Linked DNA regions of Homo sapiens: region 1 is linked to region 2. The links are chromatin contacts, found by Hi-C in ENCODE. All regions are on one chromosome and are shown on one strand. Each heading gives the region's core, a stretch centred on a gene start or an enhancer-like site at or near the end of the contact. The rest is flanking DNA. Distances are from core to core; before and after follow the strand shown. Region 1 overlaps LOC105374021 (a long non-coding RNA gene). Region 2 holds the start of GPR15 (G protein-coupled receptor 15).

Region 1 (5,953 bases), core at 1,753-4,252, 6.0 Mb after region 2:
ACTGGGGAGTTTTCAAAAAGGTCGATAAAGTTTTATATTATTCTCAGCAGAAATCATGCCAACAAAAAAGGAAGTAGACAGAGGAACGAACATATAATTAAAAGGAGCTTCTGTGGACTAAAAGAAATTCCATAGTAGAAACAGGATCCAAAACAGAAAAAGCAGGGAGGCTTTTAAAAAAATTGTAGCCTGAATATCAGCTTTTAATTAAGTTAATTTTTGACCATAAAGCTCTTAAAAAAGAAATCTTTAAATATCTCATTAGAGGTTTTAGCCAAACAAACAGCAAACACTTCTGTTTCCTGGCTTTTCTTTCCTTGAAATTTGCATTTAAAAAGGAATTATTTCTCAGGTAAGACTGGAGAGAGAATTTACATCTCAAAAGACAAAGAAATAATGGAAGTTTTTAGAAGTTCAGGGTAATTACTAATCAAATTTCTTCTTTTGAATATAAAATTTCCTGTTAGCTCAAATGAGAATGCAGGAAGCAAACAGAAAAAGGAAAAGTTAAAAAAAAAATTATTCTCTGAATATAAACCAAAATCTTAACTAAAGATATATTTAACAAGTGACTCAAGACCAAACTACGTAGCCTCTCTATGGTTGTAACCAAGGACTCCAAAGACGAAACAGAAAGACGAAGTTCTTCCAAGATTCAGACCACTCCCACAGACCAGCCAAAAAATCAAAACTTCACTAGCTGCAAATGAGGTATAACTCACATTTCTGTTTGGCTATATTCTTGGGGCTCCTAAACTTTTGGTTGTCCACCTGTGCATGAAGGCCAGATCATTTCATATGACCTGGATAGATAAAACATCAAAATAAGAGATCAATCAATAAGAAAAAAAACAACAACAAAAACAAAACAAAACAAAACAAAAAAACCAGAAAAATAAGTCATCCACATTAGGGTTTTAGGAGCAGAACATATCCAAGTCACACAGCACCAATGCATGTTCCCGGCAGTAAATCTGTACTGGTCTGCCACAACCTCAATTCTTGCCTCCTCAGAAGAAATAATTCAACCCAGGAGGCATAAGGGGGAAAGAGACAAAGGCAAGATTTAGAGCAAGAGTGAAAGATTATTAAAAAGCTTGAAAGGCCAGGCAAAGTGGCTCACGCCTGTAAATCCCAGCACTTTGGGAGGGCTGATCACTTGAGGATCAGGAGTTGAAGACCAGCCTGGCCAACATGGTGAAACCCTGTCTCTACTGGGTGTGGTGGTGCACACCTGTAATCCCAGCTACTCGGGAGGCTGAGGCAGGAGAATGGCGTGAACCCAGGAGGCGGAGGTTGCAGTGAGCTGAGATCGTGCCTCTGCACTCCAGCCTGGGCGACAGAGCGAGACTCCATCTCAAAAAATAAATAAATAAATAAAATAAAGGGGGTTTAAAGTAGGAATGAAAGGAAGTACACTTGGAAGAGGGCCAACGGGGCAACTTGAGAGATCAAGTGTGCGGTTTGACCTTTTGACTTTGGGTTTTGTAAGTTGAGATGCTTCCAGAATCTTGCATTCATTCCCCCCCGATTCTTCCCCTGGGGTGGGCTGTCTATATGTGCAGTGGCCTGTCAGCACTTGGGAGGGGAGCAGGCACAGTGTGTTTACTAGAGTTGTATGCATGCATACACTTGAGGCGTTCTTCCCTTATCAGTCAAATGTCCCTAGAAAGTCATATACCAGTTAAACTCTGCCATTTTGCTTCTTAATGTGCATGATTGAGCCAACTCCTCCAAATCCTGACATCTTGTCAGGAAGCTATTGATCACCAGTTTCAGGTGTTTCTGTTTATTCGGAGACTGCCTTTCCCTGGCACTGACTGTGAACAATTATTATTTTAGAGAGACAGTTAACAACTGCCTGATCATCACCTGATGGTCACCTGACATTCCTGGTGTGTGTGTCAGGGAGTTGGGGAAGCCCTTTCCTGCTCTCTTCATGTCTGATTAGCTACCTACCGTAACAAGGGGTGGGGATGTAGGGATCATTAATGAATGTCAAGAGTCATACAGATAGTTTCCAAATCTCCAAATGTGTACCTACTTCATCTGTGACTCAAAACTATTATAATAAGCCCTTTTATGGCTTAAAATCAATAAACACAAGAATTTCATTTCAAAAAGGGTACACGCAACTCCTCCCAATATTTAAAGCTCCTCCCAAAGATAGTGAGGGAAGAGAGAGACCTTCTCATATTGTTTTACATTGTTTCATACTCAGTACCTATTTTAAGAAGAAACAAGGAAGTGAAACCAAAGGCAGGCAGCCCGGCACCAGGCACCAGACCCAAAACCAGACCCGAAACCAGGCCTGGGCCTGCCTAGTAGCTAAAAATCAACTCATGCCTTAGCAACCGATGTTATCCATAGATTCCAGACATTGTATGGAAGAACATTGTGAAACTCTCTGCTCTGTTCTGTTTCACTCTGACTACTGGTGCATGAAGCCCCTGTCATGTACCCCCTAGATTGCTCAAATCAGTCACGACCCTTTCATGTGAAATCTTTAGTGTTGTAAGCCCTTAAAAGGGACAGAAATTGTGCACTTGGGGAGCTCGGATTTTAAGATGGTAGCTTGCCGATGCTCCCAGCTGAATAAAGCCCTTCCTTCTACAACTTGGTGTCTGAGGGGTTTTGTCTGCGGCTTGTCCTGCTACAATAGCTCAAGAAAGCAAAGTTGGGCTGGGCACAGTGGCTCATGCCTGTAATCCCAGCATTTTGGGAGGCCGAGGTGGGTGAATCACGAGGTCAGGAGATCGAGACCATCCTGGCCAACATGGTGAAACCCCGTCTCTACTAAAATACAAAAAATTAGCCAGGCACTGTGGCACGCACCTGTAGTCCCAGCTGCTGCTACTCCAGAGCCTGAGGCAGGGGAATCGCTTGAACCTGGGAGGCAGAGGTTGCAGTGAGCCAAGATCACACCACTATACTCCAGCCTGGCGACAGAGTAGGATTCCACCTAAAAAAAAAAAAGAAGAAGAAGAAGAAGAAAGCAAAGACATTAATTGTTAGGCAATGAAGGCTGAGATAACAAAGGCAATTTTTTTTTGAGAACCTACACATTTGGAAAAACAGACATTTCAGATTCCCAGCCTAGTATATGTCTGGCAAATATGCCCTCCTGGGTAGTGAAGACCAGAAAATAAATTTGGGGATTACAAAGCCAAGTTTCTCAAGACACAAAAACAAGATGAAAGGAGAAGCTTATTATGGTTTTTCTCCTTATACCAAACCACACAAAGGACAGAGACAAGAAAAACAAGGACCATTTTTGGATGTTTAAAGATTAATTATCAATAGGTATAAAACAAGTCCACAAGGGACACAAATTTAAAGAACTAACTTTTAAAAATATTTTCTCTCCTTTAAATTTAGAAAGAAGGAAACACGAAAATGGAGTTTCACCACTCACCTGACTAGTCCTAAGGCAGAAACCCAAGGAGGATTACTGGTAAGAAATTTCTTAACTTTTTCTTTCTTTTTGCTGGCGTCTGTCAGTTTCCGTGGTTTCTGGCTGCAGCCTCGGGTGTGGGCAGAGTGATTTGCTATAATCCTGCCAAAGATACCAAAACTGTAGAGAAGTTCAAATTTTCCCCCGAATGTTGAAGTCTGAGTCTGCTGAAATGAATTGACAATAGACAGATTAACAGGAGAAAAGGGATACAGATTTATCAATGTGCACATGGACACGAGAGGTCTATGAATATGAGATTGAAAGAAGAGCCAAATGACAAAGTTTTTATATTTTATAGAAAGAAATTGAGGCTTGGAGCATGGTGACAGGTTATGGGTGAGAGATGGGGAAAAAAGACTTGGTGACAAAGGCTGTCTTTTTATGCAGTTGAAGCCTCGCAGGTAGCAGCCCTCAGAGTAGACAGTAGTCTTTGGTAAAAGTTTCACTGTCAGGACTTTGTAAGTGTTAACGTTTTCATCTCCTTTTCTTGTGAGTTAATTTTTCCAAGATCCAGATAAGAATACCTTAATAAAAAGCCTCTGCATTTGCTATTTACTTTACTAATGAAAGTTTTCTCTACAGATGCAAATCTCCCCCACAAAGGATAGCTTCCAGAGCCATACTTGTGTCTGCAGTCCTTCTGAATAGCCATTTCAAAATATGCCAGAGAATTATATTTCGAGATGGCATATTTTAATTTTATTCTCTCTATATGATTATTAATCACTTTTTATGTTTAAAAAATGAAAAGCAACATAACAAGATTGTAAGTAAATACATTTTAAAATCTTTTGGAATACAAAAACTTATAACTCAACTTTAAAAAAATTAATTTAAATTCATAAAATTTAATCATAACTTAAAGTTATGATTTAAACTTAAAGTTAAGTTTTAAAACTTAAAAATATCTGGCCAGGTGCGGTGGCTTACGCCTGTAATCCCAGCACTTTGGAAGGCCGAGGCAGGCGGATCACCTGAGGTCAGGAGTTTGAGACCAGCTTGTCCAACATGGCGAAACCCTGTCTCTACTAAAAGTACAAAACTTAGCCAGGCGTGGTGGCCGGTAGCTGTAATCCCAGCTACTCAGGAAGCTGAGGCAGGAGAATCGCTTGAATCCAGGAGGCAGAGGTTGCAGTGAGCAGAGATTCCGCCACTGTACTCCAGCTTGGGTGACAAGAGCGAGACTCCGTCTCAAAAAAAAAAATCGTATTTTTATTTTGTATATAATTAGCATTACAAAATAATTGTTAAAAACATAAAATGTTATGTCTGTGATAGTTCAGAGTGTGAGTGAATGAGACAGCTAGGAAATTTAATACTAATACGCAATAAATATCATTTTAAAAAATAAAATAGATGTTTTCCACAGTCTATTCATTCCTATATTTTTTAAAATAGGATAATTTTTTTCCTACTTTGAAAGGACTTCATATTTTTTACAAGTGAAAAATAATTGTATTTCAAGACATCTCATAAATGTATTAAGTTTAGGCTCAAAAAATGGGATAGCATTTGCTTTTGTATTTATGGTTGTGGTTCTTTAGTCAATAGATGATTTTAGCAGCACAATTCTTCCATAGTCACTCTTCATTGACATTATGGTTAATTATGATCTCCAGGACACAAGATGTCTACTTGCCAAAATGAGTTGAAGTTGACTCCTTTTGCCATCGTCCAATGCTTCATCTTTACTCCCCTGTCCACTCAGTGGAAGATGGAGGAAAGGGTTTATCAGGGTGTTGTTTACAACACAGTGTCATAAAGTGATTATTATCAATACTATTTCCTTTCACTTATTTTACCTTGTTTCTTTAGTAGTAGAGATTATAAAATAAATTATCCTCAGATCAGAACCAGATGAAGAGAAATGGAATAGGTCAGTGGCTTAAGAAAATTACATTACAAAAATCTGAATTGCTTTTATTATACATGAAGAGATTGTCTGCCTTCAGTAAGTGAAATGAGAGGGCAAAAGACAACTTAAATTTTCAAGGTTTGGTTAGCCATGTGAGTGTGAGTGTGTGTGTGTGTTTGCACACACAACTAGGCACCACAAGTATCTCCACCACTACAAAGGAAAACCTTGTCTTAGAATAGTTTACCTTTAGTAATGTCAGAGCACTAAAGGCAATACACACTAGACTTAAGGGTGAGTGTGTGTTTGTGTGTGTAAATTAGATGCCAGATTTCAAATCGCATTGTTAGATCATGGTATTTTTTATCCATGTTTTATCTCCTAGGCATAAATTGTGTATTTATGTTATTCAACTCTCAATAGATCTTGGGATGATAGATCACAATAAATCTCAAAGTTTTCAATATGGAGAGGATTTATCTGCAATACGTGTTGCATTTTATTAGTGCTTTGCAGTACATTTCTGTCACTGGAGTAAAAATATTTTCAGTTCAGTAATTAAATAAGATACGCTGCCTTAAGTTATGATAAATAATATATTTATTAATATCATTGTTTGTATATATAATTCTGCTTATAGA
Region 2 (5,996 bases), core at 2,857-5,356:
AAGTGAATATATAATGACACCGTTTGACTGATGAGATTAATGAGAAATAATTAGTTGCTTCATGCTCTTTGCCATTTATTCTGGGACATATCAGCAGAGCATGTGTGAATCAAAGGCTTCGTATCCAGGGATTTCTTTCTTCTGTGCTATATGCATGTAATCTGATGAGTCTCCACCTGATATGGTGGTTGACAGGGAAGAGGCCGAAGTAATATAATCATAAGTTCAATAAGCCTAATAGGGGTGGCTCTATTATTAAATCTTCAGCCTGCTTGTGAAGCAGAGGCTGCAAGCCACAGCAAATAATAATGGATTCACTCAAGCAGATGTTTCAGTAGAGAAAACCTTTCTCTGTCTTCATCTTCAACACCTGAACCAGTTCTGAGCATAACTCAGGAATTGGAACATAGAATAAGCAGGGCCTAGAAATCTAAATTAATTCCTCAAATTTTGTGATATTCAGACTAAAAGACTTCCACAAATTTCAAATTCTGAGGTAACTTTTAAGCCTTTTTTAAAAATTAGTCAAAATAATAACAAAGCATAATATATAATGTTGGTTAACTTATATAAATTAGAACAGTGATTCTAAACTTTAGTGTGTATAAGAATCACCTCGAATGCTTGTTAAATATAAAGTCCTAGACTTCTTCCCCAATGATTCTGACTGAGGACATCTAGAATAGGGTCTGGCAATCTACAGCTCAGCAGGTGTCCCTGATGACTCTAATCTGGGTAAAACGATCTGGCATCCACAGGTTCAAAACAATGGCTTTAAGAGTCCTAAAAGAACTTTAGTTGGGTAACTTCTGTATGCTAGAGGCCAGTCCAGAGATAATGAATGGACTCTGTCTTCAGGTTGCTCATTATCAGCTCCAGGGGTCAGATACAAAGACAACTAACAGTGTGAAAAGAGACAAGTACTTTGTAACCAGTATTTTTAAAGTTCTTAGGAAATACAAAGGAAGAAGCAGTTATTTCTGCCAGGAGTCATGGAGGAAAGTTGAGTGTTATTTTCTGAGAAAAAGAATTCCAAAGATGTGGCATATATGCTCTAATTCAGTTACTAATACTTATATATTATTCTTTTTTTTTTTGCCATCATTCTGTTTACATTGACTTTTCATATGTTTATGGAACCCAGTGTTGCTTTTGAGTTTTGATCTATGTGTAGGTTTCTATTTTATTGTTAGTATCTTCATGTTTATTTTAAAGAAAACTCAAAGTCCTAAAATTGACCGTTGCACCAGCTTATTTACAACCCCACTTTAGCCAGCTTTATTGTGGATTCTGTCTTGTACTAGCATTGTACTCTGAGGTACTAAAAGACTGGCACTATGCTATGTGAACGTTTTTGGCTTAAAACATTTAATTTGTTTTCTGATTTGGGTACAAAGATGCTGTTGATCCAAGGTGGGTATTCTCACATTGTAACATTCTACCATTAAATATCATACTTCAAGGTGGCCACATAATGATAAAGCAAACTATTTTATCTACAACTGCTTCAATAGTTTGCTGAGGAAATTGGATTTGAGATAGTTTACATCAGCGGTCCAGCAACTTTTGAAATTTGAAAAAAAAAATTTAAGGGATACAGAATGAATGTGCAGCCAAATATTTTCCTCTACAGTATGAGCATGAACTCTTTTTCCATTTTATAATACCTTTATGTTGAATTCTTGAGACATATCAAAGGATTAAAAAAAAGAAGAAAAACCGTAGACCCAGAATCAACCTTATTTTCTCAAATGCCAAAAGAACTTATGATTGTAGGGTACAAAATTCTAATATTAAAATTTCAGTACACTTAAAGAATATATATGATTAGTACTTTAACACACAGGCACACAGATATAGATGATATGTTTAAATATTCTATATTACCCTATTAATCTTTTTTGAGTAAATATTGTCCTACTTCAATTTTTGACAAAATGAATTATTCTATTAAATAATTAAAGCTTACCCAGTGGGAAAGATTTCTGTCCCAGAAATGTCAAAGCGGTTAATTAGTTTCTCTGATCTGTAGTCTATATTTAGTAAAGAATATGCCCTCCATGAAATTAAATGAATTGCGCACAGCAGCCAGGGACACAGGAGAAGGCAGGCTCAGGCCCACAAATCAACTCCAGAGTGACTTCTGGGACTGTCCCAGGTCAGAGGAGCCTTTATCCTTCCCTGACCTCAGCTTACTTGCCTAAGACTCAGGTGACACTAGACCATATCAGGAGGAAGAGGGAAGGAGGAAGTACAACCGGCAGGATGATTCTTTTTAATATACTAATTACTGAAGAAATAACAATTCAGTAGGGCCAGGCTTGGTGGCCCATGCCTGTAATCCCAGCATTCTGGGAAGCCAAGGCGGATAGATTGCTCGAGCTCAGGGGTTCCTGACCAGCCTGGGCAACATGGCGAAAACCCGTCTCTACAAAGAATACAAAAATTAGTCGGGCATGGTGGTGCATGCCTGTAGTCTTAGCTAGTCAGGAGGCTGGGGTGGGAGGATTGCATGGGCCTGGCAGTGAGCTGTGTTCAAGACACTGCACTCCAGCCTGGGTGACAAAGTGAGACCCTAGTGAGACCCTGTCTCAAAAATTAAACAAACAAACAAATGAAAAAACAACTTAAGAAAGGACTTCAAATGTTTAATGACTATATTTTCATCTACAAACATACATTTTTCTATGAATAGCAATATCAACCTGAAACTAGAATTCTGAAGATTAAATCAGATAGGAGAGAAGAATAGTGCAAGAGAGCCTTGAGTCACTTTGACCAGTAAAGAGCTGAAATAAATGGAGTCCGTTTCAAAATGTGTTATATTTTACTATGGTCATCATAATATAAAAGGAAACATATGAGAGAAAAATGTGATAGAATTCTTTCTGTTTTAGCCTGTTCCCCAAGTGTTTTAAATGTACTAAAAAATCTTCCCTTTTATAGTGTCCATGCTGGCACCTCCATCATGATGTCACTTATAGGTATATCTGTTGCCAGATCAGCAATCAGCAATTCCAAAAGTGATGTTCACCCATGTGTGGAGGTACCAGAAGGCCATGGCTCAGAAGCTAAAAAAATCAGTGCTACACAGGTGTGGTATAATGAAGAGAAGATCAGAGGGGATCCAGAGTCTGATGAAGCGTATTTGAGGGTTAATAGGGAGAAAATCTCCTAATCAATGATGTTAACTCTTAACAAAAGAGAACTTCACTGGTTGAATTACAATAGCAGATAGGAGGGTAAAAATAGCAACTTGAGATTGTTAAACCTGTGTTTGTAAGTTACATAAATAACAACAATACCTGAAGTTAGACCCCAATGAATTCATTTCTACTAGATATGCTGGATAACAAAAAGAATTTTCTGAATCAAACCTAATAAACTACAATTTCCAAAGCACCAACTATATGCAAGATGCTATGCAAGTTGTAGTGGAAAACTTAAAATAATAAGAGCAGAAAACGTGGTCCCAGTCTTTGGGGGGGGATTTTTAAAAACTTATGAAACAGGATTGACTACATGTCAAATGAAAGAGCCACATAGATGGGGAGACTCTCATGCCCTAAATGGAATCATGTTGTTTGACCTAGTTGTATACTGGTATGATTTGGGAAACTTTTCATTCACTCTTTACACAATGAAAGACTAGTTTTCTTCCTAGTTCGCCAACAAAGTAAATAAAAAGAATACATTATCATTGCCTTACAATTCTAAAAGCAGAACAATATCTTCTATGTGAAACAGAAGGCTAGATCAAAATAAATTTCAGTGTCAAAAGCAAAGGAGGTCTTTAAAGGAAGTGAAAAAATCAAGTTAATTCACTTCTTAATTACTGGCCTTAAAGAAATAAATTGAATATCTTGAAAAAATAACTCAAAAAGCACCTCAGTTTCACGAGCAAATGCAAATTAAAAAAACCACAACCACAACCAACCAACACCAATCAGAGTGGTGCTCCTTGTGTGCCCTTTCTGAGGATTGGTAGAAACTGCATTTTTTAATCTCGGCTTTCATGTTTGTCCAAGATCTTTAAAGGGAGGGGAAAAAAGAGAGAGAGAGGCAGGCACTGTATAAAAGAAGCTTCCTTGAGGTTTCTAAAATTTATACAAAAACATCATATGTAAGTAAACTCACCAGATTTGGCATCTGCTCTTTGGTGATGGACCCAGAAGAAACTTCAGTTTATTTGGATTATTACTATGCTACGAGCCCAAACTCTGACATCAGGGAGACCCACTCCCATGTTCCTTACACCTCTGTCTTCCTTCCAGTCTTTTACACAGCTGTGTTCCTGACTGGAGTGCTGGGGAACCTTGTTCTCATGGGAGCGTTGCATTTCAAACCCGGCAGCCGAAGACTGATCGACATCTTTATCATCAATCTGGCTGCCTCTGACTTCATTTTTCTTGTCACATTGCCTCTCTGGGTGGATAAAGAAGCATCTCTAGGACTGTGGAGGACGGGCTCCTTCCTGTGCAAAGGGAGCTCCTACATGATCTCCGTCAATATGCACTGCAGTGTCCTCCTGCTCACTTGCATGAGTGTTGACCGCTACCTGGCCATTGTGTGGCCAGTCGTATCCAGGAAATTCAGAAGGACAGACTGTGCATATGTAGTCTGTGCCAGCATCTGGTTTATCTCCTGCCTGCTGGGGTTGCCTACTCTTCTGTCCAGGGAGCTCACGCTGATTGATGATAAGCCATACTGTGCAGAGAAAAAGGCAACTCCAATTAAACTCATATGGTCCCTGGTGGCCTTAATTTTCACCTTTTTTGTCCCTTTGTTGAGCATTGTGACCTGCTACTGTTGCATTGCAAGGAAGCTGTGTGCCCATTACCAGCAATCAGGAAAGCACAACAAAAAGCTGAAGAAATCTATAAAGATCATCTTTATTGTCGTGGCAGCCTTTCTTGTCTCCTGGCTGCCCTTCAATACTTTCAAGTTCCTGGCCATTGTCTCTGGGTTGCGGCAAGAACACTATTTACCCTCAGCTATTCTTCAGCTTGGTATGGAGGTGAGTGGACCCTTGGCATTTGCCAACAGCTGTGTCAACCCTTTCATTTACTATATCTTCGACAGCTACATCCGCCGGGCCATTGTCCACTGCTTGTGCCCTTGCCTGAAAAACTATGACTTTGGGAGTAGCACTGAGACATCAGATAGTCACCTCACTAAGGCTCTCTCCACCTTCATTCATGCAGAAGATTTTGCCAGGAGGAGGAAGAGGTCTGTGTCACTCTAAAGGGAACTGTGACATTTCAAGCTCTGTTGGTGGGTTTAGGAGTTAATTTTTGTCAGCAACAAAGAAGGAAGTGTTAATGATAGGATTCACATTGCTTCATAGATGCAAGGAAGAGTTCATTTTTAAAGAGAGGACTGAAAAATCCCTGTGTTGTGGATATAATTAGGCCATGTGCTGTTTTCTCAGCTAAGCAGCCTTCTTCGACCCTTGCCAATCAAGTCCACCAGACAAAATCCAATTCCCATCTGTCCTTGAACTCCTGGATAAAGGCTCCTGCTTGAACCAGTCCCTTTCTTCATGATTGTTAATGCACATTTGGGCCTTTCCTCTCTCAAAAACCATGGTACCTTCATCCCCACCACCCTTCATACTGGGCTCTAAATTGGACTACATTTAAATGATTCTGCCTACTTTCATCTGATGAGAAATGCAGTAACAATGCAGGTAACAAAAATATAATATACCTGCACTGTGCAATTAATTGTTTCTGAGTTACTAAGCTAGATTCTGACCTCAATCTTTAAAGCTTTGTATCGTGATTCTTCATCATCTTCCAACATTGTGCTTCATCCTATGCCTATTCACAATGGCTTTGGACTGGCAAAAAAAAACTCATGGGGATTTTGTATTGTGTTTATGATTTGGGACTTACTTTATCATATGGTCTTCTAGTATTTTAATACATAAGCATATGGCAGGATTCAACATCTATTTGCTTTATAAGATATTGATAAAAATGTATCTCATTCAT

What was found. A loop is a pair of places that touch in the nucleus more often than their neighbours do. Pooled maps may share reads with other maps.
Region 1: a loop to region 2 is called in a pooled map, with 14 times the contacts of the local background. The contact joins the enhancer-like site here to the promoter of GPR15 in region 2. A Hi-C loop is called at or near these places in 2 of 37 single-sample maps with no recorded cell type and 4 of 50 pooled maps.

What each region holds. Positions count from the first base shown.
Region 1 is chr3:104,519,834-104,525,786 of GRCh38, forward strand. LOC105374021 (a long non-coding RNA gene) reads right to left here. Exons shown (of 6, transcript XR_007096271.1): 4 at 3,416-3,556; 5 at 2,836-2,962; 6 at 1-803. Among named protein-coding and RNA genes, the nearest start is that of ALCAM, 840 kb to the right of the region's middle. RefSeq lists enhancers at 1,952-2,231, 2,728-3,927. Within about 2 kb of position 3,003, at least 5 of the 41 ENCODE cell types and tissues checked have a DNase peak (open chromatin) inside an H3K27ac peak, as active enhancers do.
Region 2 is chr3:98,527,872-98,533,867 of GRCh38, forward strand. GPR15 (G protein-coupled receptor 15) reads left to right here and starts at 4,107. Exons shown (of 1, transcript NM_005290.4): 1 at 4,107-5,996. The coding sequence starts at 4,163. The coding sequence ends at 5,245. RefSeq lists an enhancer at 494-1,037 and a silencer at 3,968-4,127.